Linked DNA regions of Mus musculus: region 2 is linked to region 1. Evidence: chromatin contacts called from ENCODE POLR2A ChIA-PET data. All regions are on one chromosome and are shown on one strand. The core of a region is the stretch at or near the end of the contact, and the rest is flanking DNA. Distances in the headings are between cores, read along the strand shown. Region 1 holds the start of Pax9 (paired box 9). Region 2 holds the start of Prps1l3 (phosphoribosyl pyrophosphate synthetase 1-like 3).

What was found. ChIA-PET counts read pairs that join two places held with the same protein, here RNA polymerase II (POLR2A).
Region 2: POLR2A ChIA-PET joins it to region 1 with 11 read pairs in Patski. The contact joins the promoter of Prps1l3 here to the promoter of Pax9 in region 1. POLR2A ChIA-PET finds 5 or more read pairs at or near these places in 2 of 5 experiments (Patski and embryonic stem cell).

The regions. Positions count from the first base shown.
Region 1 is chr12:56,692,772-56,697,264 of GRCm38, forward strand. Pax9 (paired box 9) reads left to right here and starts at 2,700. Exons shown (of 4, transcript NM_011041.3): 1 at 2,700-3,093; 2 at 3,803-4,429. The coding sequence starts at 3,090. Gm15524 (a long non-coding RNA gene) reads right to left here and starts at 1,996. Exons shown (of 3, transcript XR_003950120.1): 1 at 1-1,996.
Region 2 is chr12:57,228,047-57,231,996 of GRCm38, forward strand. Prps1l3 (phosphoribosyl pyrophosphate synthetase 1-like 3) reads left to right here and starts at 2,366. Exons shown (of 2, transcript NM_001037746.3): 1 at 2,366-2,565. It overlaps Mipol1 (mirror-image polydactyly 1), which reads left to right and starts at 2,379. Exons shown (of 10, transcript NM_001164370.1): 1 at 2,379-2,565.

The sequences.
Region 1 (4,493 bases), core at 1,450-3,949:
AAGCATCGAGCCTGGGTCGTTGGAGGCAGGGTTGAGTTCAACAGAGGAGGAGAAGCCCTGGAGATAAAACTCCGCAGCACTGTGCGGGCCTAGCTGCCCCTGCATTTCTGGGCTTGGCTTCCACAGTGGGCTGCCCGGTGCCAAGTGTGTAGAATCCTGGTGTAACCTCCTCCTTCACACCCTCTGGTCCTCTAGCTTCCAGTCTCCTACTGAGTAAATATTTACCCAGAGAAGGGGTCGCCCCAGAGGAGGCCTTGGAGTTTAGAGAAAGGCTTTTGGTTTCCTTCTGGCCCGAGCCAGCTGCAGGCCTTTCTGGTTGTGTTTTGGTTTTGGTCTTAGATTTTTCCTTTCAGTAAAAATTCTCCTGATTCCCCCATGACCTCTTGGATCCAGATCTCAGTAACCAGGGGCCCTGGACCTCAGTGACCCTTGCTCTTTCTTGAAGTCCTGCATCTCTATGTCCACTAGGGCTCACTGGAGGGCTCTCTTCTCCATCTCCTACCCTCTTCTACCCACTCCTTCATTTCTTGTCTCTCACCTCACACATCTCCGCCCTCCTGGTTTTTGCTAAGACTCCTGGGATCTGTGGCTACTTGATCCCTAGGGCACTGTGTGCCCTTGCTTGGGAAGGGGAGTTTCCTCACAGGCCCCTTCTTGGAGATGACATGGCTCTCCTCTATTCCAGCATCTTCGGTTTATAAGGTCTCTAAGCACCGGGTGGTCATGGGCGCTGAAAGTGGCCCAAAGTGCCCAAGGTTGATTTATTCTGGGCCTCCAAGAATATTCTGGTAGGAGAGCCTGAGGGACACTGAGGAGACCCAGTAAAATGCTGTCCGCGCATGCCCAGGGAGATCACCAACAGCCAGGTCCAACAGATAGAAAGAAAAAAAAAAAACCGATAGATGACCAACAGTAGACCTGTGCAAGAGCAAGGGAGGTGTGCGACAGCTAAAGGGGGCGGCAGTAGATGTTATGTACTAAACCCCAAACTAGACACACAGGTCTCTTGATCACTCCGGGTTGATGTAGCTAGATTCTCATTAGGACACCACATCTTGCTAGTCCACACGGGCTGGGGCACTATCTCTGTACACCAGTTCAGAAGGGTGTGAAATACTCAGTGGGTGCACGGAAGTAGAGCAAAGAGCACACTCAGAGAACACTTCTTGCCCGTGAGGATGAAGGTTCCTCATCACGGAGCAGAGCACAGTATCTTCTGTGAGCAAGTCTCAGGCGAAGTTCTGATCTCCACTCAGTCTCTGAGTTGCAAGTAATTTATACTATAGCATGGGGCTGGGGGTGCTTCTGAAATCTTGGCTTTCCTTGTTATAAAGCACCTGACTACGCAATACAAGTATTGAGCGGAGACAAGGATGAAACCACAAAGTCGAGCCTTGAAATGACTTTGAACATCTGAAACCAACAAATAAAGGGGGGGGGGGGCTATGTTCAAGTATTTCTATTTGTGAAGCCTCATTGTGGAAATACCTGACTGCAATAAAAGACATTTGAAGTAATCTTTCAATCCTTAACTTGATTGTAACTTGAATTCAGGGTGCACACCCACCACAGAAGCAGATGCCTGGAGATCAATGGTCAGCTCCAAGACTGATTACTAGACGTCCTGGGCTCTTGTCATTTACTGGTGAACATCGGGATTCCTCTGATTTCTTTGTGTGCAGAACCTTCGGGAGAGTGCGCGCATCACCTACATCCTGGATATGTGTTAAAGAGAGGGCTGTTGTGATGGAGACGAAGTAATATCATCCACTTTCCGGTGTCACACAAATACCCGAATCCATTCACAATGCTTCTCTTCCTTATTTCGTCCACATACGTCACAACCTTGTCTCCATAAAGAAATGCATTTCTCTGTCCCAAACTCTTCTATCCGTTTCGGATTTGGGTGAATGAAAGTGAAAAATCCCCAGGTAGGCAGAACCACACAGCATCTGTGGTAGCTAAGCTGAAGTCGCGGGGAATTACATACAGATGCTCAGAGGCAGTGTCAGCGGGTACCTCCTTGGGGCTGACTTTCATATTTAAAATCAAACCTTTCAAGGTGGCTCTATGGTGTTGAGAACCCTGGCAAATTCTTACACACGGAAACCAGGACCCTGGGTGAGTGATGCAAGGGGGTGGGATGGGATGGACGTGGCCACTGCCACCAGCGCTCCGGGGATCAACCCTCCTTCCCCGTGGACGTCCTGTGCTCCTCTTTAGTCTGGTTTTTTAATTTTTTTTTCCTCACTGCACCTGGCCTCTGCTAGGATCCTGCTTGACTGAGGTTTAGCCCCTCACTGCTGGACTAACCACTTCGGGCGGGGTACGGGAAGGAGTCTCTTGTCCTTACACCTCAAGCGCCTCCTCCACTCGACTTCTCCCCATCCTGAGTGAACTGGAAGGAGATAGAATTTGTGGACAAGATTCTGACAGTCCCCAAAGGTCAGCATGACAGGTAGTTCTCAGTCATCCCTTAAGGGTCGTGCCACTTGTTCTCTGAGAGCTCTAACCTCCAACTTTAATTTGACAAATTCATCTCTTCCCCAAAAGGTGTCCTCGGTCTCTACCCACTTAAAGTTATTCAAACCGAGACCAAAGCTTCTGTTCGCTTATTCAGCATTTTTATCAGCTTGATTTTGCACTCTGTTTGCGGCGCCCCTGGGAAGACGTCAAACACTCTTATTCATTGTATTTAGTCACCCAGGTGCGGAGCCAGCCAGAAACAGACGGCGGAAGGAGTTTCCCGGACTGAGCTGTCACTCACCGGCCTGCACCAATTACAACGCAGATTGCTCGCGGGCCCACCTCTTTTGGGGTGTGTCACAAGTGAGTGATAGACTGAGCCGCCCGGCCCTGCTCAGCCCAGCCCACGTTGCTGCTTAGATTGAAATGCAGAACTCAAGCCTCTTTCAGCCCGGCACAGACTTCCTTTTACTCTTTCCTTTGGCACTCTTGTCGCCTCCTCCCGGGAAGAAGCCAAGGCACCCTCGGCTTGGAGCAGCGACAGGCCGGCTCAGTGAGAACAAGAAAAAAGTTTCTTTCTGGGAGTGCGGAACTGGGGCCGGGTTGGTGTACTGCTCAGAGCAATGGGTGAGTGGCTGATGGGGGACGTTGTCAGATCCGAGGAGGGAGGGAGCGAGCAGGCGAGGGCTAGAGGGAGGGAGCTGAGGCGCGCCACCGCGCTGTATTGACTCAGACTGCGTCCGTCGAGCTGTAAGCACCCTCCAAGGGTCAGTGGCGGAAAGGGTTCTGTGAGAGCCACTGGGTGACAATTGATGCCATTTTGCGATTTAAGGGAAGAGGGCCGTGGCATTGGCGAATCTCGCAGCTCCAGTGTCAATCCAAGTTTTGTTGCACACGTGTTTACACTTGCAAGCAAAACAGAACAAAAACACCCCCCCCCCAGCTTTCTCTGGACTGCGTCTAACCCCGCAGAAGGGAGGGGTAAGGCGGTGGAAGGGAGCAAGGGCCGAGTGTTTTGGTACCAGGCAGGCAAAGAGGGGCGCGCTGGAGCCTCAGAACCGATTTCCCCGCCTGCTTCGGAGAGTTTTAAGTGTCCGGAGTTGCCCTGGGTCTCTCTTCTTGTTTGTTGTTGGGAATCGCAAAGTAGGAGCGAGGTCTGGCCGCAGCTTGTTTTGAGACGTTTGGCTCAGGCCGGAACAGTCTGGTTTCGGGGCAACCCCAGTCCTTATAGAAGGGTGTCATAACCCTGCCCCTGGACGCTCTTGGAGGCCGAGTGGCAGGCGGCTGTCCCAAGCAGTTGGTGCGCGTTGTGGCGCGCTCTGTGCTCCTTTTGCAGAGCCAGCCTTCGGGGAGGTGAACCAGCTGGGAGGAGTGTTCGTGAACGGAAGGCCGCTGCCCAACGCCATTCGGCTTCGCATCGTGGAATTAGCCCAACTGGGCATCCGACCTTGTGACATCAGCCGCCAGCTACGGGTCTCGCACGGCTGCGTCAGCAAGATCCTGGCGCGCTACAACGAGACCGGTTCGATTTTGCCGGGAGCTATTGGGGGGAGCAAGCCCCGGGTCACCACCCCTACTGTGGTGAAACACATCCGGACTTACAAGCAGAGGGACCCAGGCATCTTCGCTTGGGAGATCCGGGACCGCCTGCTGGCGGATGGCGTGTGCGACAAGTACAACGTGCCCTCGGTGAGTTCCATCAGCCGTATTCTGCGCAACAAGATCGGCAACTTGGCCCAGCAGGGTCATTACGACTCATACAAGCAGCACCAGCCCGCGCCGCAGCCCGCGCTGCCCTACAACCACATTTACTCATATCCCAGTCCCATCACGGCGGCAGCAGCTAAGGTGCCTACACCACCTGGGGTGCCGGCCATCCCCGGATCGGTGGCCTTGCCGCGCACCTGGCCCTCCTCTCACTCCGTCACGGACATTCTGGGCATCCGCTCCATCACCGACCAAGGTAAGGAGCTCAGAGGCAGTGTGCAGAGCGGAGTGGGTTCCTGCACGCGTTCGGGAACCCCAGT
Region 2 (3,950 bases), core at 1,116-3,615, 530 kb after region 1:
CTATTGCCAGTAGATGAGGCAGTCCAGTTAGCAGAAAGGCTGGCAGTGTAGGCAGAGACAGTCCTTGCTCCTGCTGTAAGAGTCACACATGAAGACCGTGCTGCATGACTGTTACACATGATCTCTCACTGCTTTTATTCAGGTCCACACTGAGAAAGAGCAGGAAGCAGAACATAAAGATATGAAAAATGTGCCATTTTGTGAGCAAGTTTAAAGCTGCAGACAAGAAATGGCTGCTGACAAAACAGCTGTGATCATTAAAGAGATCTGTGGCACTAAATAGAAATCTACTCTGCACTGGGACAATAGCAAAGGTGTCCTGTGGGTAAGACCCAACCATCAAAGGCTCCAACTTGAGAATTTGCAAATTCATCTGAATGGAGAGAGGGTGAACTGAGAATACCACTCTCTGCATAAAACAAGCACCCATTACAATGTTTTCTCAGATCAGCCTTAAAAGTACACAGTGGCCACTGCACCTCTATTCCAAAATGGCCAAGAACTTGGCAGCTTTGTCTGAGTGGCACTGATTATCAGGCATGAAAGATGCCACATGAAAGATGCTGGTCTCCTCAGCTTTCTGGAACGTTATAGCACAGGCCTGCACAAATCCCTTCACACCTGAAGAGGTCCAGAGAGGCTCTTGTATGACGCTTGGGAGGTGATGTTGGAGATACTACAACTGTGGGACATCCACTGAGGTGCAGGTGTGGATGGAAGGCTACATGACTTATAGGCAAGAGAGCTAGTGCCCACAGGGTTGTGCAAGCTTATTGGAGTCCAAAGAATTCCAGCTGTTGAATATGGAGCTTCAAGATTTTATGTCTGCTGTGCTGAATTTCAGTGTTTTTCTTACTTGATCTTCCCTTGCTATCTTAATCTCTGGAACACTACTGTATACTGAAAGTACACAATTTTTCATTTTATGGGGGCTCATTTTTTTCTTTTTTGTTTTTTTGAGACAGTTTCTCTGTAGCCCTGGCTGTCCTGGAACTCACTTTGTAGACCAGGCTGGCCTTGAGCCCAGAAATCCGCCTGCCTCTGCCTCCCAAGTGCTGGATTAAAGGTGTGTGCCACCACTGCCCTGCTAGGGCTCATTGTTTAGAAGTTAGTGTGGCCTCTTTTTTGGAAACTTTTGCTATGTATCCCAGGCTGTCCTGGAATTCACGTTCACTCTTCAAAGGTTCAGAATTACAGATGTGTACCACCATAATCATATTTTTTTAGTGGTGGTTTGTTTACATAAAAATATGATTCAACTCCGACTAATGTAAAGTAATAAATAAAATTTAAAAATGCATTTAAAGCCTGAATCTGTCACAAGTCACTAGTACTAGTCATTAGTTACATAAATAATGAAACTTTTTCTTTTTAGTATTATGCTCTATTTATTCCAAATAATTTCCATCTGGTCATCTCATCCTTTTTTTCCATGCTTCATTCCTCCTGTCACCTACTTTGTGGAGTATGTGGCACTTCTGAAAGGTGAACCTTTGCTAGAGGAAATGGGTCACTGCTTTTTGGTTATAGAGCCCAGCTCCATTTTCTATTCTCTTGTTTTTTGACTGGATGGCTAGCCACTTTGCCATCCTGCCTTTATTAGCATGGTGGACACGGATCTCGTATTGCTATAAGCCAAAATAAAGTCTTTCACGAACTTTGTCTATTAATTCAGAAAATAAATATAATTTTCTGCTGTGGGTGTAAAAAATTACTATTATTACTGTTACCCCAGCATCCAGAAGACTACTTGGCATGTAGTATGCCCTCAATAAATAGATAAGTTAGAGTGACTTCAATAGCTCAACACTAAATTACCAGAGCATCAGTGGCTAGGGTGGGGTGCAGGAGTTCTAGATTAGATAGGGCAGCATAGGGACACTACTTCTCTTTCTTTAAAAGGAGAAAAATATTCGAATATTATCAGCTATATCATCTAATAGAATTCCACATTACTCCTATACTTCGCTTTAAAAATATCCCTGGCGTTCAGCCCTTTCTTTTAAGTTCTGCGATTGAACATTCTGAGTACACCCTTTCTAGTCCTGAAGTCAAAATGTCACCAGCCTTAAAGCTTTTCTGAAACCATTGGCCGATGTCTAAGTCTCACTCTGGCTCACTTCGCAGGACCTTTCCTTCTGTCCCCGCAAAGCACTGCGCACAGAAGGAAACCACTGCCCAGTGAAGATACTCCATGGGATGAGCCCGAGAACCACACATTTCCCCAGTTAGCGCGCACTGGTTGTCAGCTCCTCCCACAGAACGCGACCTCGAGGTCGCCTTCCTTTCCAGCAGCCCGGAACCATCCTTGAGCCCTCCAGCTCGCCGGAAGCCCCGCCCCGTCCCGCCCCGCCCCGCGGCAGCCAGCGGACTCGCGCATGCTCGCTGCGCGCAGCCTCGTCCCCGCGTGCTCTCGCGCGCTTCCTCTCGCCCGCTCTGCTCTTTTTGGTTACTCAGGGGCACGCGCAGCGTTTCGCGCGACGATTGGCTGCCTCGGTGGCGGCGCCACAGGACCGGGCAACTACGCGAGCGGAGTGGGCGCTTAAGGATCCCGCGGCTCCTCAGGTAACGGCGTGGACCGGGAGCGGCTGGGGGAGGGGGGAGAACCTCAGGGTGGCCTGCAGCCCGCCCGGGACTTCCGGCCGCGGCCCCTGGAGGTGCAGGAGCGCTGCGTGGCCCGCGTCGCGGCGTCCTCAGGTGACAACACCGCTCCTTCTCCAGGTTTCGGCCTCATGGCGTCATAGTCTTTCAAAAGTTAAGAAGGGACGAACAATGACTCGGAAGTGTGGGCTGTTTTTCCTCTAAGCTTTGACGAGTTAGGGTTTCAGTCCTGGCGGGACCGCGGATCCACTCTGTGCTTTTGCGGGACACTTGAGCGATTCACAGTTCTCACCCTTCAAAGTGCGAGCAAAAACCCCAGTGTAGTTCAGTATGCCCGGCGCCTACATTAGTAAGATGCAGCTGCAAACTCTGCCTTCACTACATTCAAGATTTGGCTTTTCTTTTTTTTCTTTTTCTTTTTGGTTTTTTTTTCGAGACAGGGTTTCTTTGTATAGCCCTGGCTGTCCTGGAGCTCACTTTGTAGACCAGGCTGGCCTCGAACTCAGAAATCCGCCTGCCTCTGCCTCCCGAGTGCTGGGATTAAAGGTGTGCGCCACCATCGCCCGGCCAAGAGCTGGCTTTTCTAACTGGAGGATGACACCACCCAGTGGTATTGGTGAAGTACTTGAAGTTGGACACTACAAGATAGAAGAATAGACTAGGTTTCTAAGAGAATAGGCCTTTGGAAGGGCTCCTTGAGCGTTTTGATGTCCGTTAATTCCCGATGGTGGTAGACAGCTAAAGAAGGACAGTTTTAACCTGTCTCACGAGTTACCTCACTTTGCAAAGTTTCGTATTGCCATCTGGAATGAACCTCACATCAAAGGACAGTTAGTTACATAATCATTACATAGGCTATCATCCCGTACCTCAATGTGCCTCAAACTAGAGTGACTTGAGAGGAGGGTAGTTAAAGGAGGAATTGCCTCCATCAGATTGGGAACATTTTCTTGATTAATGATTGATATGAGAGGGCCCAGATCACTGGGTTTTTTCAGCCCCAGGCAGGTTGGACCGCAGTTGTTAAGGAAGCAAACCAAGCATGCTATGGAGAGCAAGCCAGTAAGCAAGGTTACTCCCTGGTCTCTGCTTCAGTTCCTGTTTCCAGGTTCCAGCCTTGAGCTCTTTGCCTTGTTGCCCTGGATGGCGATGGATGCTGACCCTCCACTATGTTTGTTTTTGGTCATGGTAGTCTTGTCAAATTGAAAGAAACCAACCTAGATCCAATCCTATGAAAATAATATAGCAATATATATATGTATATACTTTAAAGATTTATGTATGTGAATAAACTGTTGCTCTCTTTAGACACACCATAAGAGGGCATCAGATCCTATTACAAATGGTTG